2 separate regions of the Homo sapiens genome follow, and region 2 is linked to region 1. A link is a loop called in an ENCODE intact Hi-C map of the cell type or tissue named here. Cell type or tissue: B cell. All regions are shown on one strand. Each heading gives the region's core, and the rest is flanking DNA. Links, peaks and the distances in the headings are about the cores only. Region 1 overlaps MCM5 (minichromosome maintenance complex component 5). Region 2 holds the start of RASD2 (RASD family member 2).

What was found. Peaks named below come from ENCODE experiments on the same cell type or tissue, not always from the same donor. Only the 100,000 strongest peaks of a DNase experiment are listed, where the experiment ranks them.
Region 2: a loop joins it to region 1, with 9 times the contacts of the local background. A loop is called at or near these places in 1 of 110 quality-filtered maps.

The regions. Positions count from the first base shown.
Region 1 is chr22:35,404,099-35,419,203 of GRCh38, reverse strand. It overlaps MCM5 (minichromosome maintenance complex component 5), which reads right to left. Exons shown (of 17, transcript NM_006739.4): 5 at 12,479-12,651; 6 at 10,641-10,796; 7 at 8,294-8,460; 8 at 6,523-6,694; 9 at 5,218-5,329; 10 at 3,232-3,375; 11 at 2,800-2,865; 12 at 2,390-2,566; 13 at 1,348-1,460. Among named protein-coding and RNA genes, the nearest start is that of MCM5, 12 kb to the right of the region's middle. RefSeq lists enhancers at 8,556-8,695, 8,776-8,995, 9,086-9,145. In B cell, for the core only: a CTCF peak has its summit at 7,989; DNase peaks (open chromatin) are centred at 7,993 and 8,833; H3K4me3 peaks cover 1,417 bases; H3K27ac peaks cover 3,750 bases.
Region 2 is chr22:35,530,223-35,545,327 of GRCh38, reverse strand. It overlaps RASD2 (RASD family member 2), which reads right to left and starts at 4,497. Exons shown (of 3, transcript NM_014310.4): 1 at 3,828-4,497. RefSeq lists enhancers at 4,147-4,709, 4,710-5,272, 5,273-5,835 and a silencer at 4,806-5,025. In B cell, for the core only: CTCF peaks have their summits at 6,139 and 6,339; DNase peaks (open chromatin) are centred at 4,907 and 6,287; H3K4me3 peaks cover 808 bases; H3K27me3 peaks cover 1,641 bases.

The DNA.
Region 1 (15,105 bases), core at 6,192-10,191:
GTGCAGAGGGAAGATTAGAATCCAGGGCTCCCTGACTCACAGCTGTGGGCCCAAGCCTCTCAAGACTGGGCCACACAGAGCTCAGACTTGGATGAAGACCCAGGGACTACCCACTCACCCTGGCAGAGGTGCTGAATCAGGGACCCACCAGCCCCCCACTGGTAGTGCATTCAAAGAGCCCTCAACCCCTGGGTTTTAGCTCCTTCAAAAGATCACCAAAGCGCTGTACGACAAGAATCGAAGCACTGTGGTTAAGAGCACAGCCTCTGGAGGCAAGCAGCTGGGTTCACATCCTGGCTCCACTACCTCTGGCATGTGACCTTGGGCAAGTTACTTAACTTCCTTTGCCTCAGCTTCCCCATCCATAAAGGGAAGGGAATAATAGCACACCTTACCTGGTAGGTTTTGGGGGAGGGTTATAATTTATTCATATAGAAAATACTGAATAGTAATTCAGAATGCCTGGCACAAAGAAAGTAGTGTGTAAGAGTGAGTGTGTGTGTGTGTGTGTGTGTGTACACATATATATATATTTTTTTTTTTTGAGACAGAGTCTCACTCTGTTGCCCAGGCTGAAGTGCAATGGCACGATCTCAGCTCACTGCAATCTCTGCCTCCTGGGTTCAAGCAATTCTCCTGCCTCAGCCTCCTGAGTAGCTGGGACTATAGGTGTGCACCACCACACCCGGCTAATTTTTGTATTTTTAGTAGACATGGGGTTTCGCCACGTTGGCCAGGCTGGTCTCGCACTCCTGACCTCAAGTGATCCACCTGCCTCCGCCTCCCAAAGTGCTGGGATTACAGCGTGAGCCACTGCAACCAGCCAGTACTATGTATATAATTATTATTATTGAAAATCTGTGAGAACAATCAAATTGCAGCTGCGACTCACTGAGTATTTACCCAGGGCAGGGCTATGCCAAGCACTTACTCATCATCTTGTGCAATCCTTACAAAAATCCTAGCAAACATCGATAGGCCTGGGGAAATCAAGGCTCAGAGAGGCCAACCAACTTGCCCAAAGTCATAGAGTGAAGGCAGGTATGACCCAGAGCCCATGTCTACCATGTCTACACTTCACTGCCTCCCTGCATGTCAGACTCGAGGAGGTCTTCAAGACCATCTAAATCCCACCTCCTTGGTGTGGAGGTGGGAAAACTGAAGCCAAGAGCCAGTGAGCTACGCAAGGTTAGAAGGGAGCAGAGCAGATTCAGTAGAGCTGAGAACCTCAGAACAGCAACATCTGGGCTGTTCTTCATGAGGAGGAGCAGGACCAGGGGACTGGGTTCTCTCCCACCCAGGGAAGCTGGGCAACCTCACCCCCGTGGGCCTGCGTCCAGGACTCACACTCGGCAGTAGGCAATAAACTTCTTCAGCTTGGCCAGGTCAATCTCGCCCTCCACAGCCTGTGTCTGTGTCAGTGCGCTCACGTGCAGAGTGATGACATGCTTGGCCAGCATCTGGAGAGCAGAGGGGATAATGGGTCATCCCACAGGCCGTCCCAAGCCTGAGTCCCAGCACTGAGGTGGAACAGCCAGAAAGAGCTGATGGGGCCCTGGCATCAAGGAGCCGGAAAGGGTGCTGAGATCTCAGGCGTGCTCAGCCTGTTTGCTCAGCACCAGGCCCTCGTTCTGATGGGAGCATCTGGATTCTCCTTTAGAGAGAACTTAATGCTCCTTGCTCCTCTGCCCTGGTCCATAAAGGGGTGGGTTCAGCTTGTCCACCCCGACTTGGGGCATGTATCTTGTCCACCCCAACTTGGGCATGGACATAGGATCTACCCAAGCCAATAGGAGTCTATCCTGGGACTTTTGATAGAAGTACTGGAAAAGACGGGGCCTCCTCTTTCCTGGGGGCTGTTAAGCTACAAGCTAACAGGACAAAATCTTATTTTGTCTTTGCCACCACAAGAGGAACAGCTGCCCAAGTACAAAGATTCCACCAAGGGAAGCAGAACAGAAAGGCAGAGACAGTTGTTTGAGAATCCAGATCTACCTGGGCCTTAAGCCGCCGGACTTACCAATTCTATAAACCACTATGTTTTTTTCTTTGAAAAATTTACTAACCAGAACTGAGGTTCTATTACTCATAACCCAATGTCAACTCCTCTGTTTCATATATAAGGGACTGAGGCCCAGGGAGAAACTGATTTAGCCCAAATCACACAGCTTATCACTCACGGCAGAGGCAGAGCAGGCCACAGGACTCCAGACCCTGCTTCAATCCTCTGCAGTCCACAACAACCGCCCTCTCACGTGCTCCCCAATTTCACAGCCTGACAGTCAGGACTTTGCCAGCCAAGGCCCTTGTTCTCCATTCTCCTTCCCACACAATCACAAGCCTGCCTGGAGGCAGGTCCCATGGCCACCAGCCCTGCCCCTGGACGTACCACATCCCTCTCCTCATTGTGCTCATCCTTGACGATGAAGATCATGTCGAAGCGCGACAAGATGGTGGGCATGAAGTCAATGTTGTCCTCCCCCTTCGTCTCATCCCAGCGGCCGAACACTGAGTTGGCAGCAGCCAGGACGGAGCAGCGGGAGTTCAGGGTGGTGGTGATCCCAGCCTAACAGGCGACAGACGACGAAAAGGGGGAGGAGATGGCAAAGATGCCTTCTTATATACACGTTTACACACACACACACACACACACACACACACACACACACACACACACACACACACACACACAGATTCTAGGCCTGGGCAAAGAGAACTTGGTCCCAATCAGGGCAGCCTGAGGACGGTTGGGCCACGCTGGGCTGCTGCAGGCTGGGCTCTCCATGGAGGGCCACTCACCTTGGCGATAGAGATGGTCTGCTGCTCCATGGCTTCGTGGATTGCCACACGGTCATCTTCTCGCATCTAAGTGGGGAAGAGAGAAATATCATCAGACCTACTGAAGTGAGGGAGCAGGGAGCAGTAGAAACAGGAAAACTAACAGCAGCCCTCACTCCTGAATACCAGCTCCACGCAAGGCCAATGGCAGCAACCAGGTCACCTCTAATCATGGGAACAACTGTGTGGGCTTGCCTTTCTTCTCCCCACTCTTCAGATATGGGAACTGAGGCTTGAAGAGGTTAAGCAGCTTCCCACAGTTACTAGAGTGACCGGCCCAGGGATTGAAAACATGTCTCCCAAGTCAGAGGTGATTTCTGCTGGCTGAGCACAGGAAGTCACATACCCTGGTGCCACCCACCTTTTGGCTACTACCCACCTCATCAGACTCACCTTGTCAAACTCGTCAATACAGACGACCCCACCATCGGCCAGGACCATGGCTCCGCCCTCCATGATGAAATTCCGGGACGAAGGGTCCCTCATCACCGAGGCTGTCAGTCCAGCTGCGCTGCTGCCTTTCCCAGACGTGTATACCTGGGGCAGTGGGGTGGTGTCAGGGCCCAATAACAACTCCATGCTTTGACCCCCATAAGACAAAAAGACCCACTGAGGTTGTGATTTGCCCAAGGTCACACATCAAAGCTGGCTGCAGGGTACAGAATAGGACTCAAGGCTCCAACTCAGTGCGTCTCCCTCTGGAAGGGGATGCTGCCCTGGGCCTCGGTGTGCCCAGATGTTCTCCCCGCTGAGGGCATCACATCCATGGCTCACCTAAGCCTCACCACAGCCCTGTGACACAGTCTTGTGAGGCCCAACTCACAGATGAGCAAACTGAGGCCCAGAGAAGAGGAGTTAGCCTCAGGGCTAGGATGAGGACTCCTGACTCCCAGGGAAAGCCTGCCCCCATCGTGAGTCCCTTGTCGTCTCTATATAGACCTACACGCCACATACTGCCATAGAGCCCCTGAAATTGGGAAAGTCCTAACTGAGATGTCCTTAATCGTGCAAAATACGCACGATTTCAAAGACTCAGAGCTCCTAAGAATGTAAAGTATCTCAATAATCTACATATCAAACAACATGTTGAAATGAGATTTTAGATATAGCGAGTTAAACAGAAGTAACTTCACCTGTTTTTCCTTTTTTCTTTCCCCTTCTTCCTTTTAAATTGAAACGGGGTCTTGCTATGTTGCCCAAGCTGGTCTCAAACTCCTGGGCTCAAGTGATCCTCCCACCTCAGCCTCCCAAGTAGCTGGGACTACAGGTATGCACACAACCGCACCCAGCTACTTTTTAATGTGGCTGTTAGACAATCTGAGAAGACATACATGGGTCGCATGTGCAGTTCACTATTTCTACTGGACAGTGCCAGTGTGGCAAATTTGGCACACTTCCTATCTATCCAAAGACCACCATCTCGCCCTATACAACCCCGCCACTCGGATCATGTCAGACCTTCTCTGGCTCTGATCCCCGCAGACCCATTCAACAACGCAGCAGAGGACCCAGCTCATCAGACACTTGGGTTCAATCACATCCTGCTCTAATGCTTACCAGCAGTGAGACCTGGGCCAAGACACTTACCCATTCTGTACCTGAGTTTTCTCACCCCTAACACAGGGGTAATAGTACCTGCCACACAGTTGAGGTGAAGACTAAGTAAATATATGCAAAGTACTTCAAGCAGTGTCTGGCCCTTCATTTTAGCTATTATTATTATTATTATTATTTATTATTATTATTTGAAACATGGTCTCACTCTGTCACCCAGGCTGGAGTGCAGTGGCACAATCTTGGCTCACTGCAACCTCCCCGTTCTGGGCTTAAGTGATCCTCCCACCTCAGCCTCCCAAGCAGCTGGGACCACAGGTGCATATCACGCCTGGCTAGTTATTTTGTATTTTTGGTAAAGACAGGGTTTCACCATGTTGTCCAGGCTGGTCTCAAACTCCTGAGCTCAAGCAATCCGCCCACCTCGGCCTCCCAAAGCGCTGGTATTACAGGGATGAACCACCATGCCCAGCCAGATTTTAGCTATTAATGATAACAATATCATTATTTAGCAAATGGATAAACTGACGCTCAGGGAGATTGGGTGACTTACTCAAAGCCCACAGCCAATTTCTGGCCAGGGTGAGACCCAAACCCCATCCTGACTCTCAGTACAGTGTACTCGCCCCCTGCCCCAAACCTACATACACCTGTTGGCTCCCTTCTTCCTCCCATCTCCTCGGCCATCCTGACCGCAGCCAAGAGAAAGGAGGAAGAGATTCCGGGTGAGCCAGCCCACCACAGGTGTCCTGAGGACCCAGAGGCCCTGCCCTGCAGCCTTCCTCCCTGCAAGCCAAGGTGGCAAAGGTATCCCAGGCCACTCACCCCAATGGGAGAACACTTCTCCACAAACTTCAGAAGCTGGGACTTGGCTGTCCCAGGGTCCCCTAGCATCAGCAGGTTGATGTCTCCTCGGCGAGTAAGTCCATCAGGGAGCCTGGGGGACGAAGGGTAGATGGACAAGGTGAGAATCCATGAGGGCATCGCATGTGACATCCAGTCACCAGATTGGTGGGCTGGCAGTTGACTCCCCCAACTATCATGGGCCTCAGAGTTGGTAAGAAGGTAGTGGCTGTGGCCTGAGACCCATGTTCCTACCCAGCTCTGTAGTTCCCAAACCATGGTAGGTCTTGCCTAGCAATGAGGACAGAGCTTGCCTCCCAGAAGAGGAGGGTTAAAGGAAATGGCTCTTATGGCTGTGCTCGGGTACACCCAGCATCTGAGCAACGTTCCTCCCAGCTTGAAAGAAAAGGACAGAGAGCTGCCTGTGGGCTGTGCACGGTGCGGCAGAACAAGCACCATGACAGCAGGCTCCTGGCTCCCCTGCATGTGCTGGGGAGCAAGTCCCTTTAACTCTCTATGCCTCAATTCCCTCATCTATAAAATGGGCACAACAGCTGCGTTAACAGGTTACTGTGAGGAATGACTGGGCTTCAGACACATAAAGCACTTAGAAGAATGCCTGTGCGGCCGGGTGCGGTGGCTCACGCCTGTAATCCCAGCACTTTGGGAGGCCGAGGCGGGCGGATCACGAGGTCAGGAGATCGAGACCATCCTGGCTAACACGGTGAAACCCTGTCTCTACTAAAAATACAAAAAAAATTAGCTGGGCATGGTGGCAGGCGCCTGTAGTCCCAGCTACTCGGGAGGCTGAGGCAGGAGAATGGTGTGAACCCAAGAGGCGGAGCTTGCAGTGAGCCGAGATCACACCACTGCACTCCAGCCTGGGCAACAGAGTGAGACTGTCTCAAAAAAAAAAAACAAAGAATGGCTGTGCATAGGAAGAACACAGTAAATGGCAGCTGCTAATAATATCCCTGCTACTGACCCCAAGCTCAGTGCTGAGATTTAAGTCCTGGTACCTACACGACCCTAAGCTCAGTGCTCTCCCACTGCACTTGCCAGGCCCCCAGTCTCCCCCTTGCCAGGGTCAGGGCATCGCTGAGACAGGTGCGCAGATCAGCCACTAGCCAGCTGATGGCAAGCTTGGGGGCTGGCAAAGGTGCCTGGCAGACTGAGGGGCCCAGGAAATACAAAAAAGAGTGCCCAGTCCTGATTATCCAGTAATTATCCTACTGTGAGCCCCATCATCAGCCGCCTCCCCAAACCCAAGGGAACTCAAGCCCCTACCTCTTTCGGGAGCCCCCAAAGAGCAGGCAGGCAATGGCCTTCTTCATGTCTGTGCCCCCAAAGATGGAGGGGGCGATGCTCTTGGAGATGACCTCATAGACATTTGGGAGGGCAGCCAGGCGACGGAACTCCTCCTCCTCCTGGGGGCTCACGGCCCCAGCAAAGCTGCGGCCTTGGTAGGCAAAGCAGGCGCATGAGTGAGTACAAGGGAGCTCTTCCAGCCCACTGCCCATCCTGGCACCAGCTCAGGGACCTCCCAGAAGGCAGAGCCCTTAGGGCCCTTAGGGCCAGGACAGCACAACCTATCTGAGTAAACAGAGATCCCAGCTCTCAAGCCCTCAGGAATGGGCCTGGTGTGTTCCAGGGTCCAAAGGGTGAGGGGAAGTGGGGAGAAGGGTTCTGAGCAAACAGAGGGCCAGATGGCATAGGACCTTGGAAACCACTGGAAGGTCTCCCCTTTCAGCCGAGGAGTGATATAGTGTCTTGGTCATGACAGCATCGCTCACTGGCTGCTGCAGAACAGAGAAGGTAGGGCAAGGTGGAGACGAACACTGGGGAGGATCAACGGTGATCCAGGGAGGGCTGACAAGGGCTCAGAGCAGGTGGGGAGGATGAGAAGTGGTCAGATCCTGGACACGTTTTAAAGGTGGAGCTGGCCAGAGTTCCTGAGTGATTAGATGTGGGGGATGAGAGAAAAGAGCACCAAGGGTGACTTGGGGGTTTTTGTCTGAGCAACTGAAAGGGTGAAGATGGGAAGACTGAGAGGAGCCAGTCTGAGGGTGGGGAAAGGGGAGCTTAGCTTCAGCCATGTAAAGTTCGAGATGCCTTTCAGATATGTAAGTGAACATGTCAAATCAGCAGTTGGTTATTAAAGTCTGGAACGTGGGGAGAAGCCCAGGCTAGAAATGGAAATGTGAGAGCTACTTACCTGTCAGTGGTTTTAAAGTTGTAATAATCTAGGTAGTTTGTGTAAATGTGGGGTGGGCCATGGACTGAGCCCTGGGGAAGCCACCCCTCTGAATCAATTCACTGCAGCCAGAGGGCTGAAACAAACCTGAAAACCCTCAGTGGCCCCTGCTGCCCTCAGGTGTAAGCAGGAGCTCCCCATCTCGGCACTCAAGGCCTCTTACACCACCTGGCCCCTCATCCCCTAGACTCCCACTCGGCCCTCCAGCCACTCAGTACCTTGCCCAGGCCGGGGTTTTCACCTGCTCCTGCCATCCCCTCCCGCCTGGAAGTTCTTCCACATCCACCACTCTTCAAAGCCCAGCTCAGATTAACCTCCTCCCAGAAAACCTTCCCCAAGGCCCAGCCCCGACCTCCTCCTTCTCAGACCTCCTTTAGCACCTCCTTGGAACTGCGTGACCCACAACAGCCACCACTTTACCCACATGTCCCCAGCGGTCTCACAGTTTTCTTATTTCTCCAACTAGACACTAGGCGGCTGCCTGCCTGGAACCCTGCGTTTCACTTCTCTTGTATTTCCTGTCACAGAAGTGAAGACTTGGCTTTCAGTAATTCCCCAGTGATTTGACCTCAGTCCTTCTGCCTTAATCCTGCACTTAGGCAAACACCCTCAGCCCAGGAGCCACAGCTAGGACCAATGTGTGGAAGTTCCAGGGATCACTTAATATAAAAATGAACGTTCTAATGATATGAGCAACACAAGGACATCCTGGGCTACCTCATGAAGTAACGAGCTGCCTGTTACCAGAAGTATGCAAGCACAGCCTTTTAGCAGGGCTAAGCCAGGACCCCAAAGCCAACTCACCAGAGCCATCTGTGTCCACCTGGATGCCCAGGACACGGATGTAGGAGCTTCGGATGCCCACGCCCACCCTGTCACGGCCCCTGCTGGTAGTCAGGCCAAACTTCTTGATGGAGTAGATGCCCATGATGGTAACCCTGTTCCCAGGGACGACCTTGTCACACAGGTACCTGAGAGGAGGGTAGAGGAGAAAGGAGAAAAGCTGAGATTCTGACTTGGACAGCAAGTCTCTGATTCCACCCATGCCCAGGACACGCAGGGTCCACTGCAGCATTTTTGCCACAGGCACCACATGCTGAGCTGGCTCCAGCCCCACGGAGCCCAGAGAACGGCCTCTCTCCCCACGTCACTCAGCCCATGCTCAGCTGCTTGGAGGATGGTGTTGCCCACAGTGACAGCCAAACAGAAAGGCAGGTGGTGGCCTGACTCTCGCTGAACTCGCTAACTCATTTGTACGCTGGTTTAGGAGGCTTAGTGCCAGCCCACAGAGCCCTCCAAAAGCCCCATCTCCACGTGTCTGCTGTCAGCTCACTGTGTGGTGCCCTTTAGCCTCTCAGGGCAAGACTTCCTCTTCACGCCCCCCAGCCTCCTTGAGGGGCCACTCGCCCTTTTTGCCTCTTCATGGCTCTGTGAGCTCATTTTGCCTCTGGGTTTTCATTTCCTGTTTTCAAAATGAGATGTTGAAACAGGGAAGTCTCCAAGTCCCCCAGTCAGAGACAGGGTGGTGTGGAGGGACACTTAGTCGCTGTGTGACCTCAACGAAGTCATTGCACCTCTGAGCCTAGGGGGATGACGAAGTGGCCTGCCTCTCATGTTGTGGAGTCAGGTGAGGCAGCAGACATAGAAGTGCTTTATACCATCAGGCATCACAGCTCCAGAAAAGACCATCACCGTCACTCCATGAGCCTCCAACTCCCCTCTTCCCATACCCACTTCGTAAGTTTTCAGGATTCATGAACTGCTTGGAAAATCATACATCCTGATTACGTAATCTGCATGAAGGAATTGTGCTAAACACCACATGCATTTTCAAGCAGCCCTCTGAGAGATTAAGGACTGTCCTTATCCCCATTTTACTGATGAGGAAACTGAAGCTTGACAAAGTCACATAACTTGCCCAGGGAGCAAGAGCCTGACCCCTACATACTCTGTTGCCACTAATGAAGTTAACAGAAGCTACAGATCCGCTCTCCTCAGAACATCTGCATGCAATTTCAGGATATGCAAGCCCAGGTTAGAACCCTAATCAAAGATCTCAAAACCTTCCACCCAGGTTACTATGAGGGGCCCAAGCTCAGTACCCTCTCCCCCTCAGTAGAATCTTTTTTGTTTTCCTTTTTGAGACAGGGTCTCGCTCTGTCACCCAGGCTAGAGTGGAGTGGTGTAATCACAGCTCACTGCAACCTCAACCTTCTGGGGTCAAGTGATTCTCCCACCTCAGCCTCCCAAGTAGCTGGGATTATAGGTGTCTGCCCCAACACCCAGCTAATAAATTTTTTTTTTTTAGATACAGGGTCTCAGTATGTTGCCCAGGCTGGTCTTGAACTCCTGGCCTCAAGCAATCCTCCTGTCTCAGCCGCTCCAAGTGCTGGGATTACAGGCATGAGCCACCGTGGCTGTTCAGCAGGATCTTAACAGAAAGCCTGGGGTACGCTGGGCGCAGTAGCTCACGCCTGTAATCCACGCACTCTGGGAGGCCAAGGCGGGCGGATCATGAGGTCAGGAGATCGAGACCATCCTGGCTAACAAGGTGAAACCTCATCTCTACTAAAAAATACAAAAAATTAGCTGGGCATGGTGGAGGGCGCCTGTAGTCCCAGCTACTCGGGAGGCTGAGGCCGGAGAATGGCATTAACCCAGGAGGTGGAGCTTGCAGTGAGCCGAGATCGCGCCACTGCACTCCAGCCTGGGCTACAGAGCCAGACTCCGTCTCAAAAAAAAAAAGAAAGCCTGGGGTAGGAGGTGGGGTGTCAGGCTGGGAAGAGGCTTTGCCAGCTATTGGTTATCTAGCTGTGCATCCTGGGCCTCTTATCCTAAGAAGAACACAGACTTTGGAAAGCAATGCACATAGGCTGAAAGCCCGGCTCTCCTCCACACAGGAAGTCATTTAATCTCTCCAAGTTACATTTCCTCATCTGCAAAATGGGGCTGACATGCCCCTGCAGATTATGGAAAGACGAGATGAGAGGAACTTATGGAAGCATTAGGCACAGAGCAGGTGCTCTGCAACTGGCCACCTTCTCCACCCTACTCACCCTGCTCCAGATGACCCACTCCCAACACTCGGGTTAGGGCCACAGCTGGGACATCCACCGTCGTAGATGCCCACCTCCCAGCCCGTCTGCCTCACCTGTCGCAGTAGAGCTGCATGTGTCTGGGCATCTCCCCGTGGGGGACTGCATCAGGCAGCTCCTGCAGCTTCAGGGTCTGGAAGTCCACGCATTTGCATTTGTCGGGCATGATGAAGTACGGGTCCAATGGGCATTTGGGGCGCCCAGCCTGATCTCTGTACAAGGTAAGGGAAAAGAGTCACCAAAGCTACCTGGAGAATCCAAAGGCAGGGCTCATTCATCCCAGGAGCCAGCAAGGAGACGTTGCCAGCGGCAATTTATGGGGGTCTCCAGAATAAGCTGGAGATAAGCCAGGCAGGCAACGCTGCCTGGAGGTAAGAAAGGAAGGCAACACTGACGGACCTAGCACTGGATTAAGAGTCAAGGGAACTGCTTGAGGCTGGGTCCTTCCATTAACTTGCTGAGAGGAGGCAGACAGGTCACACTCGGTCTTCTTGCAGGATCATGGTGTCCTCATGGGTGAAGAGCTAGTTCATCAATTCTCTTACTAAAGCCCCACTCAAATCCCAAGATCTTTTCCAGTGGGATTCTAGGCAGTTCTAGACCATTCTGAGGGTCTAAGCCTCTACGTATCCCTAGGTAATTATGTCATTATTCAATAGATATTATAGCAACATAAAGAAGTAAACATCATAGCAAAACCTACTATGTGTCTGACACTATTCCAGGTGCAGGGGGCACAGCACTGAACAAAAAGGTCCCTGCTCTTGTGGAGCCTAAGTTCCTATCAAGGGAGGCTGAAAAGACATACAAGCAAACAATCATATTAAAGAGTGACAGCTACATGCTGTGAAGAAAAGTAAAAAAGTAGGCAGGTGTGGGAGAGACGAGGTACGTGCACACCAAACTGAAGATGAAGGGTTGGGCAAGATGCCCCTGGTAAGGGGACATGTGAAGAGAAGCCTGAAGAAGTGAGGACACAGACTATGGTAGCTTGAGGAACAGCACTCCCAGTAGAGGAAACAGCAAGGTCAAAGGCAGTGAGACTGGGGGTAGTCAGTGTATTCCAGAAACAGGAAGGAGGCAGTGAGGCCGGGCCTGGAGAGAGGAGGGGCAGCGAGGCCTGGGGAAGCCAGGAGCAGATCGTGGTGGGCTGTGCAGGACTTGACTAAGAAGTAAATGACTGGACCACCTGAGTGTCAAGGGACACCTGGCTGCTGGGTGGAAAACAGACTGAGGGGGTGGAGGGTGGACGCGGGGGATCAGGGAGGAGGTAGCGTGCCTCTCCAAGTGAGAGATGTCAACAGCATGGAATGAGGCAGCTGTGCCACAGGTGGATGGGAAGCTGAGGAGGCACCAGCGAAGGAGCCAAGAAAGAGCAGCCAGTGAAGAGGGTGGGGTTCCTTCAGACTGGGGGCAGCAAACATTTTCTAGAAAGGGCCGGAGGATGTGCATTCCAGGTTCTGCCAGCCAAGAGGCCACATACCCTGCCTTTGTAGTGCGAAACCAGCTGTGGGCAATACTTAAATGAACGAACGTGTTCCTGGGCCATAGGGTCAGCAGGCTAGATCTGGCCTAGTGAGCAAACCATAGTTTGCTTCAGAAGATTCCAAGTAGACTCATTACCCTGGACTGCTTTTCCCTCCCAACCCTGGGTTCCCTACAACGCTGTCTGGGTATCCTGGTGAGACAGAAGTCACCAATGTAGAGGGACCCTGTTCATGGTGTCTCAGAGCCACAGGGCATCAGATCTGTGCCAATCCTAAGGGCACACCCCTGCCCAGCCCATCCCAGTGGATCTCTAGAAGCAGCTGCAGGCAGTGCTTGCTACTTGTTCTCATCCTTTCTGATCTTCACTCAGGTCACCTCCCACAGTCCCTCTGGGCCACAGACTCACGTGTTGCACTTCCTGGGCAGGGCATAGCCCTCGAGGCCAGGGCGCATGGCAATGTTGGTGAGGGTGTTGCGGCAGCTGCGGCACTGGATAGAGATGCGGGTGGCCTTGGCACGGACCGCAGAGGCCGCGATGATGATGCCAGGGATCTTCACCAGGTGTGACATCATGTCCGACTGTAATAGAGCCATCGGGAAGCTTGTTGGTTAAGGGGAGCCAGGACGCATCTGAGATATGCCAGTAAATATCCTGGGCAGGAGCCTGGAGGAGGTGGGCACAGAGCTGCAGGGAGGGCCACAGCTCTTCTGTTCCGCTCAAAAAATGCTTCCAGAGCATCCACCCAGTGCCAGGCTATCTGGACCCTGGGGTTCAGAGGAGCCTCAGGCACAGCTCCTGCTTTTAAAGACCTCGCAGCACAATTGGGGGGGGAGGTGGCAGGGCAAGAGATACACTAAGCACATTTCACTACAAAGTGGCAGGTGCCAGGAGAGAGACCTGACCCCAGCTCTGATGGCGACATCCTTGGACCTGTAGAGTACAACACAGAACAAACCTGGGAGGCAGGGGCCCACATTCTAGTTCAAGTTCTGTCAAAACCTGCTGTGTGGTCTTCTGTCTGGGTCACTTCTCTTTGAGCCTCAGTTTCCCCATCTTAATGACTATTCCCACACCGGACAATAAGGCAGTAATATTTTTTCTTTTTTCTTTTTTTTTTTTTGAGACAGAGTCTTGCTGTGTCGCCAAGGCTGGAGTGCAATGGCAGGATCTCGGCTTACTGCAACCTCCGCCTCCCGGGTTCAAGCGATTCTCCTGCCTCAGCCTCCCAAGTAGCTGGGATTACAGGTAACTGCCACCATGTCCAGCTAACTTTTTGTATTTTTAGTAGAGACGGGGTTTCACTATGTTGGCCAGGCTGGTCTCGAACTCTTGACCTCAGGCAATTCACTGGCCTCGGCCTCCCAAAATGCTGGGATTACAGGCATGAGCCACCGCGCCCGGCCGTAATGTTAATTTTTAAGTGTGATGTTATTGTAGCTATGCCTTTAAAAATGACTCTTCAAAGGCTGGGTGCAGTGGATCACGCCTGTAATACCGACACTTTGGAAGGCCGAGGCGGACGGATCACTTGAGATCGGGAGTTCGAGACCAGCCTGGCCAACATGGTGAATCCCCGTCTCTACTAAAAATACAAAAATTAGCCAGGTGTGATGGCATATGCCTGTAATCCCAGCTACTCGGGAGGCTGAGGCCGGAGAATTGCTTGAACCGGGGAAGCAGGGGTTACAGTGAGCTGAGATCATGCCACTGCACTCCATCCTGGGCGACAGAGTCAAACTCCGTCTCAAAAAAAAAGAGATTCATCTTTTAGAGATACATGGAGAAATAGTTCCAGATCAAATTATATGATGTATGGGACTTGTTTCAAAAGAACTCCAGGGCCACAGATGAAACAAGATTTGGCATCTATGGATCACCTGAGGTCAGGAGTTCGAGACCAGCCTGGCCAACATGGTGAAACCCCATCTCTACTAAAAATTAGCCGGGCGTGGTGGTGTGTGCCTGTAATTCCAACCACTTGGGGGGCTGAGGCAGGAGAATCACTTGAACCCATGAGGCGGAAGTTGCAGTGAGCTGAGATCGTGCCACTGCACTCCAGCCTGGGCAACAAGAGCAAAAACTCCATCTCAAAAAAAAAAAAAAAAAAAAATTGGCCTCTAGTTGCTAATTATTAAGCTGGGTGATGAGTACAAGAGGATTCGTTATACGATTCTCTTTATATTCTAATGTTTGAATTATCCATAATAAAAAGTAAAACATAAATTCTCAGCCGATCCACTCCTTCCTATGGCCAGCCCTTGCCCTTCACAAAGCTCCTGAGCCACTAGTGTACAGGACTGGGACAATCTCTCTCCACCTTGTCTCCGTTTCTCAATGCCCTCCTCCGGCTGAACGAGAGAACCAGACATGAGCAGAAGTTTTGCTGGGGCTCTCAAAGAAAGCAGGAAGAGGCTGTGGGAAGCAGAAGCGAGGCTGGGGAGGCGGAATTCAAGACTCCATGCCTGCATCATTACAATAAAGTGACCATCACCACCTCAACCTAGCACCTGGTCAGTCTCAGCATAGTGGATGGAGGGATGCAATGAGGGATCCAATACCACCCATAAGCGTTCTTGCCCGGTATGTGAAATCGAAACACAGTCAGGCCTTTGCATCTAACTTCCAGCTTCCAAAAATCACGGGGGGGAAGGGGTATGTTGTAACCACCCCAAGGAGGCCTTCAGATAAATCTAAAAGGCAGCACATTCTACAGGATAATGGCTCCTGCTTCTTTAGCAAATCAATAATGTATCTGTGAAAGAACTTACACCCAGAGTAAAGGAAGCTGTCCTGGATTAAAAGAGATTTAAACAACAATCCAGTACAATGCCTGGTCCTGGCTGAGACACACGAGCTGTAAGAGTCATGTGAGGTAATTTGGTCAATCTGAATCTAGACTGTATATTCAATGATACTAAGAGATCTTTGATGTTTCAGTTGAGGTGCTAATGAGACTATGTAAGAAAACTTTTTTTTTTCGGGATAAAGTGTCATGTCTGTAATTTATTTTTTATTTTTAGAGACAGGGTCTT
Region 2 (15,105 bases), core at 4,515-8,514, 130 kb before region 1:
TTGACCCAAGGCGCTTTCCAACACCATCGCTTCCTGGCTATCATGAAGCTAAGGTCTGAGATGGCCACTGGAGGTGGAGAGATTGCCTGCGTGCGAGTCCCTGGCACACATCTGGATCTGCTCACCCTGCCCAACTACCAGCCTCTGTGCAGGAAACCGGCTCTCAAAAATACCTTTGTTAAAAGCCCTATTGCCAATTTCCATGGCGTAAATGCTCCCACTACGGTCACTTCTAAGCTACTAATGTGACTTCGATGAATGAATCACAAAGGGACGTGCACAATAAGCCAGCTCAGCACACGGCGGACCCCAGGCCTGGAGCCACAAGGACGACAACTGCTGCCACTTGAGCCCATGCAGTGTGCCAAGCCCCGCACTAAGTATAGAAATAATCATAGCTGGCATTCATTTTGCAGCTAAAATATGCCAGAGTGTTCTAAGTGCTGCACACATGTTAACCTATTTCTCCCTTCATAACCCCAGAAAGCAGGTGGTGTTATTCTCCAATTTACAGATGAGGAAACTGAGGCACAGAGAGGTTAAATTACTTGCTTACAGTTGCACAGCCAGTAACCAGCAGAGGAGAGGTTTGATCCCAGGTGGTCTGCCCCGAGCTCAGAAGGCTACGTGACTAGCTACTTGGTTAACAAAGGAGGCTGGGTAGTAGTTCAAGCCTAAGACCCCCACATCCCCCACCCAGCTCCCACCTAAAGCTGTCTTTGAATTTATCCCACAAAACTGCCATGCCATGAACAGAGCAGGGGCTCAATAAAGGGTCTGTGCATTCATCAAATGGCAAAGGGCTCTGTCTTTGGGTTTGCCTGAAGCCCCACTCTGGGACCTTCTCTCCTCAGCCTCAACCACCTGACTGGCCCAGGGGCTGTGCCAAGGAGGGCCCTCCCCTAGGGCAGCCCTGATGAGGTGCCCAGGGCATACGTGTGGGAGGCAGGAAATGAGAGAGAGGAGGGTGGAGAGGGGGCTGCCAGACCACAGCAGGGAGCCCTTCTCAGTCTCTGCCGGGGCTGTCTCAGCCAGCCTGGGCCTTCAGCAGAGATGGGGGGAAAGAAGCCCTACCCCATGACAGCCCCCTCCCCAAGTCCTTCTGCAGACAGCTTGACTCTGCTGGCGGTCACTTCTGTCTAAACAGGATGGGAAAGGGGCCAGAAGCTCCCAGGGACAGTATTTGTCTCCATCATTGCCCTGCCCAGCCTCCAGCCTAGAGCTTGGTACAGACGAGTTGATAGCAATGACTGAATGAGCTTCAGGGAGTCAGAGAGAGGAGGCAGGGAGTCAAAGACGCAGAGAATCGGAGAGAGGAGGCAGGGAGTCAAAGAGAGGAGGCAGAGGGTCAAAGAGGCAGGGAATCAGAGAGAGGAGGCAGGGAGTCAGAGAGAGGAGGCAGAGAGTCAGAGAGAGGAGGCAGTGAGACAGAGAGGGGAGGCAGGGAGTCAGACAGAGGAGGCAGGGAGACAGAGAGAGGAGGCAGGGAGTCAGAGAGGAGGCAAAGAGTCAGAGAGAGGAGGCAAGGTGACAGATAGAGGAGGCAAGGAGTCAGAAATAAGAGACAGGGAATCAGGGTGGGGAAAAAGAGAAAAAAAATCCTCTGTGGTTTTTATCTCTGAGAGAAGACTGATTCTTCACATGGCCTGAGCCACGTGGGGCTGTGTGAGACATCTGGACACCTGGACGCCAGGGGACAGTGCCTCTGTGGGCTCCGCCTCCTGCCTCCACATCTTTCTTCCCTCTCTTCCCCCAGAGGTGGCACCATGGGCACCCTCGTAGGCACATCTCTCCTCTGCAGCCTGTTCTCCCTTCTCCATCCTCAGCCAGGCTGACCTCATACAGCGAGGAGCAGACAGGGATGAGTTTGAAGAGCCCTTTGGGAATTTAGAGTCCAATATCAGTGACTGAATGGATTTCAGGAAGTCAGAGAGAGGAGGCAGGGAATCAGAGAGGGGAAGTAAGGAATCAGAGAGAGGAGGCTCAGAGAGGCAGGAAATTCAACGGAGACCCCCTAGCGGCACAGGTATCTGAATGCACATACTGTGACTACTGACCCCATCACAGGGCCATTCTGAGGACAGGTGGAAGCCAGAAAGTTCCCAGAGCAGAGATGAGGGGACGCCATCCTGGGGGCACAGTAACCACAGCCAGGAAGGCATCCATCAGCCCACTTGACTGATGGGGACACTGATGCTCAGAGAGGTTAAGTCACTTGCCCCAGTTCACACAGCAGATGACTAGCTGGGCTGGGATCAGAACCAGGCTGTTTGGCTTCAAAGTCTGGGCTCTTAACTCTATGAAAACCCACCCCCAGCCAAAACTGGTCTTTTCCAAAACACTGTCTGTCTCAGTGAAGCCTCAGCTGGCATCAGGCGGGGGGATGACGCCGAGACATACTATATTCTCACTCCCTCTCTCCCTGCAGGCAGCGGAGCGGAAAGGGGGCAGGCACCTCCCAGGATTCTCCCCTAACCCTGCCAGCCACCTCTGAGCAAGTGCACCTGTGGATTCACCACTTCTCCCTTGAGCCTCTCTCCCAGGGCCTGCCTGAAAGATGAAGGGGTCACACGGGCACAGGCAGCAGGACAAGAGTCTGGACGTGTCCTCCCGGTGTATGCCCCAGAGCCTGTTTCACTGCACTGCCCCTCCTCCACACCCCCATGCCTCCTCCATCAGTGCACACTCAGCCTCTTTGGACACGCACATTGCCATCACTGGCTTCCAGCTGCCACTCTGAGAGTCCGGGAGCTTGGCAAAGCCAACCCCACCACCCTTGGCAGCTCAGGTGGTAGAAGGTAGGCAGGCATCCACTTCTGGCAGGCCAACTCTGCCTCTCACCAGCCCGGCAGCCCTGGGCAAATGACTTGGCTTCCTGGGGCTCAGGTTATTCCTCTGTTAATGGTAAGACATAAACCCCCTGTGTGGCCCTGGGTTTCCAATAAGTCTGGAGGCTGACCCAGCTCTTGACCCGCAGCAAACCTGAACACATGCTGGGTTCTTTTCTTCGTGGCACTTTATCTTGGCAGTCGTGGGGCTGCCTAGAGCAGCCTGGTGAGGCTGGACTGGAATGCAGGCGCAGGTCTTGCAGGGACCCCATCTTGTCTCTGACACCACAGGAGGCTTGATTCACTGGCTCCTGACCTGGCTGCTCCCTCCCAGCCTGGCTTCCCACCTTCCATGAGGTCTTGGACAACATCCCCTGTCATCCTCCTGGTGCTGGGGACAAGGGGAGGGGAGGGCACAGAGAGGCCTCCAGAGCTGCCTTCCGGGCCCTCCAAGACAGCTAAGTTACAGGAAACCCCTCCTGGGAAGGGAATCATCCAGGAAACTCACTCTGCACCAACCCAGAAAAAGCTCAAGAACTCTGGATAACGAAGGAGCTTCTTAATCTTCCTTCCCCACCTCCAGGTAATGCAGGCTGCAGCCAGCTCCAGAAGAGGGACAGGAGTGTTTGTGGTAGTTGACTCGTCTTCCCTGAGCCCCCGTTTCCTCCTATTTAAATGGGCTATTACTCTAGCTCTTTAAATGCAAAGCCTGTGGCACCAAAACTAGCACATAGTAGAAGCTCAATAAATCTTTCTTTCCTGGGATTAAGTCAAGGGTATAGCACTCAGTTTGACACATACAGTAGGTGCTCAACGAATTTAATTCTCTCTAGGTATGCAAAGTTGCCAGACGATCCCGGCACATAGTAGGTGCTCAATCAATTTCACTTTCTCTGGTCATCTAAGGAATCACTGAGCTTTCCTCCTCCAAGCCTCTACCCTTTCTTCCCGGCTGCTCCACTTCCCCCAGATGCCCAGCTCTGTTGGGGCGTCTCCTACCTGGGAATGGCGGGCCGGGCCTCTGGCACGGCTCAGAGAGCTGCCTGGAAGCGCCGGGAGCTGCGGGGAGCTGCCTGCTGCTCCAGCCGCCGAGCCTCCCAGAGTCTGTGGTGGCTCCCGGGTCACTGCGCGGGGATCCTCCCCTGCGCTGCTCGGGACGCCGGGCTGGGCGCGGCCGGGCAAGGAGGCGCAAGGGGCAGGTGCCCCATGGGTGGGCTCCGAGGGCTCGGCGGGGCCCGGGCAGGGGGCGGGCTCCGGCTCGCCGCCGCCGGCCCTGCCCTGCCCCGAGCCGGGGGCCTCCTGCTGAGCCAGGTGCCCGGAGGCTTGGGGACGTCCGATCCGGGGGTCCCCGCCTGGGGCTCTCGGGCTGGGGGCAGAGAGGTAGGGGCGACTCCAGTGATGAAGGAGCAGCTCCTAGAGACTTGGGGAGGGGGGGTCCTTTGGAGGTGACTGTGGGTGCGTGTCCCAGGTGGGCGAACCCTCCTGGTCGCCTATGCCACCTTCTCCGCCTGCCCCAAAGGGGGTCGCTCGGATGGGGGGTATCGGGCTGCCGGGCTCGGCCGCGGCCTCCTTCTCTGCCCGCGGCTCTGCAGCTCTCCCAGCGCCGGAGGGACGGCTTCTTTCTCCCCGCGCGGCGACGCCAGCAGCTGAAGGAGGAGCAGGGCGCTCTGCTCTGCGCGCGTGTGGGAGGGGGCCTTGAACGCCGCCCCAAGGTTTCGCAGCTCCAAGTTAGCATCAACCCGGCTCCTCCTCCTTCACCTCCTCCTGTCCCCAGATGAGGAGAACTTTGTGTGTGGCCCTGGGTTCTCCCTCCTTCCCCCTCTCGCAGGCAGATGCCCCACTGTCACCCGCAGGGCGAAGAGGTCGCTGATCCCTCCGAAAGGTGGCAGAACCCCAGGCTCCTGATGACGGTCCCAGCGGCACCCTCCCGCGCCCCTGCGAGCGTCGCCCACCTGCTCCTTCGGCCCCCCGCGAGCCGCGCCTCCCGCCGCCCAGCGCCAGCGTCTGCCCCCCAGAGCCCGCTCGCCCCGCCCCACCCCGGCGCCCCGCCTCGCCCCGGCGCCCGGCCAATGGGAGGCGGGTCCCGCGGCCCGGCCCCGCCCATCCCTTTCGCGGCCTCCGGGGCGCCGCGGTCTGCGGTTCCGCGTGTCCGGGCGCGTGGGGCCGGGGCCGCTGGGCGCGCGCACCTTGCCCAGAAGGCGGCCCGGGCCTCGGAGGCTGACGTCTGCGCACGCGCTCACACGCACGCCCGGCCTGGCCGCAGGTGACCCGCATGGGGTCCGGCCGCCTGCCCACTCGGCCGGGGTCTCCAGCGGCTTGCGCCCGGCCAGGTCGAGCGCGCCACGGTTCCAGCGCCCTCCTCCTTCGCGGAAGTCCCCGGGTGCCCTCCCAGGTGTCCAACCTGCCTGTCCCAGCCGCCGCCTCCCTCCCGAGCTCACGGTGCCCACGGGACCCTGCGGACTGGCACATGGGCCATGCACGTGTCGCCCAGAGGGGCGGGGAGTCACCTAGGCTTAGTAGCCAGAGGTCTTCGAGGCATGCGAGTCTCAGAGACCACGGCCGACGGGGACACACCAGGTGCCTTGAGCATTGCGTCTCCTGCCTGCATTCTCCCTCCCCACCTTTAAATGAGGGGCTTGACCTAGGCCAGACATCGGGCCTTCTCACTGGGCCATATCTCCACACCACTTATTACTTAATATATTTTTTAAAATATCAGATCCACTTTCCCCACCCCTTAAACACGTTTTTTTAGAGAATCATTATATCACTGCCTTAAATGGGAAATCAGTATCACTTGCCATAAATAGAAAGTAAGAGTTAAAATAAGCACAGTGAAAACAAAGCAAGGTTATTAAATTCCAGCTGGAAACCGTGGCCTGCCAAGGCTTGAGATGTGTGCCCTCAGTGAAAAAGGGAGATTGGCAAGGTTTGGAGAGGTGTTAAATACCCATTAGCACCTAACAGAGACTTTCTCCTTCACATATCAGGAGGCTTAAAAGAGAATGTTCTCGTTGTGTGATACAGCAAAGGGATGGGATGCTGTGTCTGTGTCCCTCAGTTCCAGATCCCTGGACCTCAGGGATGTCTGCCAGCCTCACCCCCAACCCAGATCTGGCCTCCCTACCTCATGAGAGGACGCAGGGGTCTGGGAGGGCACCTGAGGGGTCAGCTCCATTGGCTGAGAGACTGGCGTTCAAGTCCTGTCTCCGTAACTACCTAGATATCTGACCCTGGGCCGTCATGAAAAGTCTCTGGGTCCTGGTTGTGCCATCTCTAAAATGGGTATGATATTGATGGGTCCACAGAATGACAGAAGTACTAAAATGGCCTGGGACTTTGAATATGGAAAGTGACTTGCTTTGCTTGTCTCTGTAACATCTTGAGATTCTCCAGGAAAGTTAACCAGAGAGGATGGGGCAGGTGGGGGTGGAGGGTGCAGTACCTGTACTACCTGATTGTGTTTAATGCCCCAATTTAGGCCACAGAGGGGCTAAGGGGATGTGCCCAAAGTCACCTGGTGGCAAGTGGCAGGATTGCAGCCTGGTGCATTTTCCACATCCAGACTTTGCCTCTGGGAACTGGCTTCAGCCCGGGAGGGTTTGTGCTGGGCATGACACACACAGGCTGTGAGCCTTGAGCTGGCAGTGAACTTGGCAGTGGGAGGTGAGCAGGGTGGCACGCTTCACCTGGAAGGCTGGGGTCAGGAAGACTCAGGTCGCTGGGCCAGCTCTGCCACCTCCATCACGGAAATGTAGCAGACGGCCCAAGAACCAATTGCTCCCTGCTTCTGCAGAGTTGTTCAACAGAATGGGTCATGTCCCACTGACCATATCCCAGTCGCGAGGGGAGCTGCATGTGGAGTGAGAACCCTGGGAGGTCCACTTGCCCCAGCCTCTGTCTTCTGCTCCTGCCCTCCCCCACTCCTGGTATGGTAGGGCTCAGTCAATAAGCAAATACACATAAGGGATCAACTGATGCCCAAGGAAGCTTTGTGTAGCAACAGCACACTTCTCACATGTGCCTATTTTCCCCTTCCCCCCTCCCCACCCACTTGCTTTATCATCCCTCATCAGACCCTTTGTCATAGCTGCCCCCTTCGTCCCTGGGCTCCCTGTCACCCTCTCTCTCCCATATAACCTGTGACCATTTTAGCCCTGTTCTAAAACTGCCACCTCCTGCTCAAGAGTTTTCAAGGGCTCCCCATTGCTTAAGATATAAAATCTTGGGCTGGGTGTGGTGGCTCACGCCTATAATCCCAGCACTTTGGGAGGCCAAGATGGGAGGATCACTTGAGGCCAATAGTTTGAGACCAGCCTGGCCAACATAGCAAAACCCTACTACTAAAAATATAAAATATAATAATTTTATACTAAAAATATAAAAACTACCCAGGCGTGGTGGTGTGCGCCTATAATTCCAGCTACTCGGGAGGCTGGGACATGAGAATTGCTTGTATCCAGGAGGCAGAGGTTGCAGTGAGCCGAGATCGTGTCACTGTGCTCTAGCCTGGGCGACGGAGCAAGACTCTGTCTCAAAAAAAAAAAAAAGATATAAAGTCTAAAAATCTAAATTCCTTATCCTAGCGAACAAGGCCTCCAACCAGGACGTGATTCCCACCATGCCCTGCACTCAACCTCCATTCCAGCAAAATCAAATCACTTCCGGGTCTCTAAAGAAGAGAAGCTATCCCTCCTCTGAGCTTGTGTATGCTGGTTTCTTATCAGGGATACCCTTTTCTCTGTATTTACCCATCAAACTCCTACACATTCTTCAAAGCACTGTGTCCACACTTCTCCCCACAAAACTTACTCCCAGCCTTTCTAATGGTGTGAATCTCCTCCTCTGGGCTCCCACAGCACCAAAGCCTGGCTCTTGTGCTGTGGGTAACTGGTCCTCTCTTTAAGCCTCAGTTTCTTGGCCTGTAAAAGTGGGTGTTACAATAGTAGCTGCCTCGTGGAGTTGTTGGGAGGATTAAAATAAACTGCGAAGTGCTTCACACATAATGGCCTTCACCATGATTACTTCCTCCGTAGCCGGTGTTACTTCCTGCTTCATATTTTGGACACATGCCTCGTCACCCCCATTAGCATGTGAGCTCTTTTGAGTGGGGACCGAGCCTGATTCATCCTTTTATTCTCACATCATTAAGGGCAGCATCTCACACATTATAAGTTTTTAATAAATGCTTATTGAATTGTGTTCAGCCAAACAGTCTCAGAGCAGAAGAAACGTACAAGCTCTCCTTGGACACAGGGAAGGGTGGACAGACACAGTGAAGCAGAGTTTCACTTAGTCCTCCTAACAGCCCCACTTACAGAAGGGGAAACTGAGGTTCAGGGAGACTGTTCAAAACCAGGCAGCTAATGAGAGGCTGAGCTGGGGTCCAAGAGAAATTATTCCAATAGGAAAAAAAGCACACGTCAGGCTGCTTTTCTAGAACAGCAGTTCCTAATGCTGGCGGCGCATTAGAATCACCTAGGGGAGCTTTTAAAAGATACCAAAACCCAGGCTCCCCACTCAGAGATGCTGATTTAATTGCTCTGGAGTTGGGTTTCATCACCATACGGTTTAAAGCTCCCCTAAGTAATTCTAATGTGCACCCAGGGTTGCTAGAGCAGTAATTCTCAAAGTGTGGTCCCTGGACCAGCAGCATCAGCATCATCTGGGACTTGGAAATGCAGAATCTCAGGCCTCACTCTAAGCCGGTGAACCTGAAGCTTTGGGAGTGAGGCCAGGCCACCTGGTTTTAACCAGCCCTCCTGGTGATTCTGATGCAAGCCAAAGTTTGAGAAGCACTGGCCAGAAGATTGAAGTTGGCGATACCATAGAGGTCATGTGGCCCAGCCTTCCTGTTTTGTAGACAAAGAGATGGGGCTGGGCATGGTGGCTCACGCCTGTAATCCCAGCACTTTGGGAGGCCGAGGCAGGCAGATCGCAAGGTCATGAGATCGAGACCACCCTGGCTAACGGGGTGAAACCCTGTCTCTACTAAAAATAGAAAAAATTAGCTGGGCATAATGGCAGGCGCCTGTAGTCCCAGCTACTCGGGAGGCTGAGGCAGCAGAATGGCATGAACCCTGGAGGCGGAGCTTGCAGTGAGCCAAGATTGCGCCACTGCCCTCTAGCCTGGGCGACAGAGTGAGACTCTGTCTCAAAAAAAAAAAAAAAAAGAGACGGTTTGTGGCTTGACCAAGTTCAACACATGCTCATGACAGGCTCATTCTTTCCTGCTGAATGCACCATCCCAGACTACACAGCCTCTAACTGAGTCTCTTGCCTTGGCAGGCCTGGGCATCTGTGCCAGCCTTGAACTTCATCAGAGGTCAATGGGTCACCAGCTGCATAAGCTCAGCTGGACTGGGGCACTGGGTCAGGTGCCAGTCAGTACAGAGGGCAGATAGCCGGAACAGGCTGGCACCTCATCTGGCATTCAAGGCCTCACCAAACATCCCTGAAGGCAGACTGGCAATGACATGGGAGGAGGGGTGCCCCACCAGGCCAAAGATCAACAGGAGCACAGCTGAACCAGCCACACCCTGCCCCCGGTGCATCTGACCATTTCTGCCTCTTGCTGCCCCTCCCCCCACCCACTGAGCCCGATGATCCAAGCAAGCCCCAATTCAGTCAGGAGCCTGGGTTCTAATCCCAACTAAACAGAAGTTTGCTGTGTGACCCTTGAATGGGCCACTTAACGTCTCTGACCCTCATTGCCCGGCATTCTTCCTCCCCTCCTTTATGCTCCAGCCAAAGACACTGACTTGTAGTTCCCTGAGCTTGCCAGGCTCTCTGTACCCTAGGTCTTTGCACATGCTGGAGCCTGTGCCTGAGGGGCTGCTCATCTCTGGATTGCCAGCAGGCTCCTAGCTTTCCTTCTGGAATCAAGCATCACTGCCTCTGGGAAGTCTTGGTTGCTCTCTCTTCTGTGCTCCATGGAGCTGCCTTACAGAAATCTTTTGCTTTTGGATTCAACCCTCACTGTCTGAACTCTTGCTACTCATATCTGAAACTTGGGGTTCCAATAGATTTGGATAATGCATCATCTTTTACTCTCTGAACTTGCTATGTAAACTCTTTTTTTTTTCTTTTTTTTTTGGAGACAGGGTCTTGCTCTGTAGTTCACACTGGAGTGCAGTGTTGTGATCATGGCTCACTACAGCCTCAACCTGCTGGGCTCAAGCGATCCTCCCACCTCAGGCTCCTAAATACCTAGGATTACAGGCATGCACCATCACACCCGGCTAATTTTTAAATTTTTTGTAGAGACAGGGTCTTGCTATGTTGCCCAGGCTGGTCTCAAACTCCTGGGCTCAAGCGAGCTTCCTGCCTCTGCCTCCCAATGTGTTGAAATTACAGGTGTGAGCCACTGCATCTGGCCAGAGCTTCCTATATAAACTCTTGATGTCCAGAATCAATATCCAAATAGGTTTGAAAAGCATGTAATAATCTGTCATGGGGTCCTCGCCCTCTTGAGAGGAGAGGTGGTACTTGTCAATCAGTGGGCAGTAAAAGTTGGATGAATGAATAAATAGTGGTCAGTTTCTTCCTCTGTCCAACAAGAATGTTGGGTGCTCTCTGAGACCCATCCGAGTCTACATTTCCAAGCTGGTTTAATCCCACCACGGGTGATTCAGGTGCCTTCCAGCCCATGTGTTGTTTTTATGCAAATAAAAGAAAGGTTCCTTTCCCAGGCAGAGGCAGCCGTCTTTAAAGCTCTCAGCTTTGAGGGAAAGCTCTCAGTTTTGAAAGGAAAGGCACAAGCTATTTCCTCAGCTGAGTGCCCTTGCACAGTAAGCAACCTACACAACCATACAGGGCAGCCCTTTGTGACCTCATCTAGTCCTTGAGAATGCACCACAGAATATTTTTGCAGGGAACTATGATGACTGTGATCAACCAGGTTGGGCCAAGCTGAGTGGGCAGCCAGGAGAGAAAGAGCTGGAGTGGACCAGAGGCTTGCAATCACAATGAAGACCATTTATGGAGCCCCCACTCTTTGCAGGCACTGGGTGGATCCCTGTAATTACATGGACCCATTTTAGCCAGACCACAACCCTACGTGGAGAAGCATTATTAGAGTCATTTGTAGATGAGAAAACTGAGGCTGACAACACCTGAGCAAGGAAATAACAGAGCTTGAACTAAGTCTGACTGATAGCAACAGCTGCCTGGGCTAGGATCTGCTCTCGGATACAGCAGCAGTAACCACAGCTGCCTGTGTGTATGAAAATGCTTGTGATCCCCATGGAGGCTACCTGTGAAGCATGCAGGGCAGGGTTCTTGTTTCGGTTTTACAGGTGGCAGAACTGACACTCAGAGATATTCCACAACTTGCCCAAAGTCACTTGACTAGTTAGAGGCAGAGCCTGGACTTAAAGATATCTGGGTGTTTGAACAACTATCCTTTGATCTTTTTTTATGATGCCCTGTTGTCTTCTTAAGGCTTGGACTGCATCCCTCTTTCTAATGTCATCATCACCATCATTACCATCACTATCACCATCATCCTCATCATCACCATTGCCTTCATCACCATAATCATCACCGTCATCATCACCATCATCATCACCATCATCACCATCATCACTCTCATCATCATCCCCGTCATCACCATCATCATCATCACCATCACCATCATCACTGTGATCATCATCCCCATCATCACCATCATCATCATCACCATCATCACAATCATCACTGTCATCATCCCCATCATCGCTATCGTCATCATCACCACCATCACTGTCATCATCTTCCCCATCATCACTATCATCATCATCACCATCACCATCATCACCATCATCACTGTCATCATCATCCCCATCATCACCATCATCATCATCACTGTCATCATCACCATCATCACCATCATTCCCATCATCACCATCATCATCATTATCACCATTATCATCACCACCCTTACCACCATCACCACCATCATCATCATCACCATCACCACCATCATCACTATCATTATTACCATCATCACCACCATCATCACCATCACCGTCAGCGTCATCATCATAGCCACCATCATTGTTGTCATCATCATCATCTCTCAAGCCTATGGACCTTTTGCTCCTTTTTAGGTGTTTATTGAGTCCCTTGGCCTGGGCCCAGTGTGGTCCAAATGGAGACACAAAGGCAACACAACTTCCTTCAGCTTTCTCCCTTCAGACAGGATTTGACAGGTGTCTCCTCCATCCTCTATCACATTTGATCCTTCCAACAGCCCTGGGAAACACGCAGAGCAAACTATTATGTGGGAGAGAAGCTGAAGCAGCAAAGGTTCCATGGCAATGGAGGAACAATAGGCCTTCTAGCCTAACATTTACCAACTGCTCTCCTTATGCCAGGCTCCAGCTGGAGAGGCAGGCCCTGTTCTCAGTCTGCTACAAAGTTAACTCATTTGGCTTTCTGAGCAACCATATGAGGAGTGTCTTATTATCCCCATTTTCCAGACAAGGAGACTGAGGCTCAGACAGGTGAAGTAACTGGGCAAAGTCAGTCAGCAATAATTGATGGAGCTGGGATTCTTAGTCTGTTTTTTGGACTCTGGAGTCAGTGCTCTCTCTGCTACAGGAACCACCTCCCATGCAGCTCCCTGGTGCTAACACCTCCTGTTTCTGACCTGGAATCTTCTGTGGGTCCCTTTAACTGGAGGGCACCGAAGAACCTGGGAATTAGCACGACCCTCCGGATTCTGGCAGCAGCTGAGCTGCTGGCCTGACACCTGTTGTCTACAGAGCAGGCACCTGTAAGTCCTCAGTCTAAGAGACACTGGGAGACCAGGCTCCCAGAGGCTTAGCCGAACTCTGTGTGACTTGGTAGCTCAGCCCCAGGTTCCACCTCCATTTCTGGTGTTACTACCTGGAAGCAATGGGACAGAGGTGCCTTTGCCCTTGCCTCTTTCTCGGACACCTTATCCCGCTCCCCATCACCATCGTCCACTCCTTCATTTACCCCTGAGTGCCAGGTGTAGTCGAAAGGACACAAGCTTGGCCACCACACAGACCCAGGTTCAAATCCTGACTCTGCCTCTCACCTTATCTTGGCCTTGGACAAGCTAGTTCTCTCTGAGCCTCAATTGCTCCATCTTTCAAAACGGGCTGTTGTGAGGAGTCATTCACTCCATCATTCAGTCATTCAACAAATACTTACAGAACACTGGGCCGGGAGCCAAGCAGTACTTCGGGGGGTGTGGCACTACCCCAGAGAAACTTTCAGTCCAGCAGAGAAAGCAGAGAACCTAAGGTCTGAGGGATGCATTTGAGTTAACCTGACTAAGAGACAGGGAGAGTGCATCAAGCAATGGGGACAGTACATACAAAGACCTGGAAGAGAAAGAGCAGCGTGTTTGAAAACACTAAAATAGACCCAGATTGGTTGGAAATCAGAGAGAGGGAATAGAATGCAAGATGAGGCTTGAGAAAAAAGCAGGGACCAGATGCACCTAGCACAGCACTTGGCACACAGTAGGCCCTCAATAAATGGGAGCTGCCTTCCCCTGAGGCCACAGCTGAACCCCAAGCCCCAGGTGCAGGCTGCTGATGATGGAGGACGGGAGTCTATTTCCTCTCTTGATCAGCATCCAGCATTTCTGCTAATGCCACATAATACAGTGGGCTCATTACCTCAGAGTGCTGAGCTGGGGAGACGGGGGCAGAGGTTTGCCAACTACCTCTGATCTGCCAGAAATAGAATCCAATGTTCCAGGATGCTAATGACTGTGGCCTTGGTGTATTTCTCTTTCCTTTTAGTGGTCTCCAGTTGATGGAGTTGTTTGATGAAGAGGAAAGCAGCATAGTAGAAGAGAGGCAGAGTCAGCCGCAGCAAACACTGGCTTAAGCCCTAAGCTGATGTATGATGAGTCTCACTCTAGGCACCAAGTGTGTGTCCATGAAGTTGTGCGTAGGTCAAACCTGTGTCATTCACATCTTACTTTTTTTCTAGGCTCCATGATCCCATCAACTTCCGACGGAAGTTTGTCTGCAAATGTGGCCACTGACGATGCCTCCCAAGAGATGGAGTTTATTTTCTCTGCACTGGAGTCTGAGATAATGCGGGACATGCTTTGACCAATAGAATGTGGCAAAAGTGAGGCTGTATCAATTCCAGGCCTGGGCCCCAAGAGGCCTGGAAGTGGCTGGGAGCAGTGGCTCATGCTTGTCATCCCAGTGCTTTGGGAGGCTGAGGTAGGAGATCGTTTAAGTCTATGAGTTTGACACCACCCTGGGCAATAAAACAAGACCCCATCTCTAAAAAAAATTTTTTTTTTAATTAACTGGTTGTGATAGTGTGTACCTGTAGTACTACCTACTCAGAAGGCTGAGGTGGGAGGATCACTTGCACCTAGGAGTTTGAGGCTGCAGTGAGCTATGATTGTATCACTGTACTCCAGCCTGGGCAACAGAGCTGAACCCCATCTCAAAAAAAGAAAAAAAAAGTGGGGGGTGCCTGGAAGCTTCTGCTTTCACTCTCAGAGTCCAGCCACCACCATGTAAGGAAGTTCAGGCTGTCCTGCCAGAGGGAAAGACCATGTGGCAAGAAAGGCCATGTGGAGAAGAACTGACCGCCCTTCTAGAACCTTCTGGCCACCAGCTGAATGCAGCTGCCTGCATGTCCAGCCATGATCACGTGGAGCAGGAGCCTTGCCCAGCTTACCACAGAATCATGGGAAATCATAAAAATATTGTTGTTTTACACCATCAAGTTTTGAAATGCCTGCCTAGTGCAGTGGCTCACGCCTGTAATCCCAGCATTTTGGGAGGCCGAGGTGGGTGGATCACCTGAGGTCAGGAGTTCAGGATTAGCCTGGCCAACATGGTGAAACCCCATCTCTACAAAAAATACAAAAATTAGCCAGGAGTGGTGGCGCATGCCTGTAGTCCCAGCTACTTGGGAGACTGAGGCAGGAGAATTGCTTGAACCTGGGAGGCGGAGGTTGCAGTGAGCCAAGATCATGCCATTACTCTGTAGCCTGGGCCACAGAGCGAGACTCCGTCTCCAAAAAAAAAGAAAAAAAAAACTTTTGGGATGCTTCGTTATATCACAAAAGATTACAGAGATAGATACTTTTGCTTTGTTTCTGTCTTGTAACCTTCAGTTTTGACCAAAACATCTGCGAAAGTACAGGTTCATGAAGTTCCAGGAAAAAACCGGCTTATTCTGGGTGAACCACAGACATCCAGGGAGTCATTTTTTCATCCACTTTTTGTTTTCTATCAAATATGCCTTGTCTCTGCTGTCTCAGCCTCGTTCCACCCCAGTAAGTCCT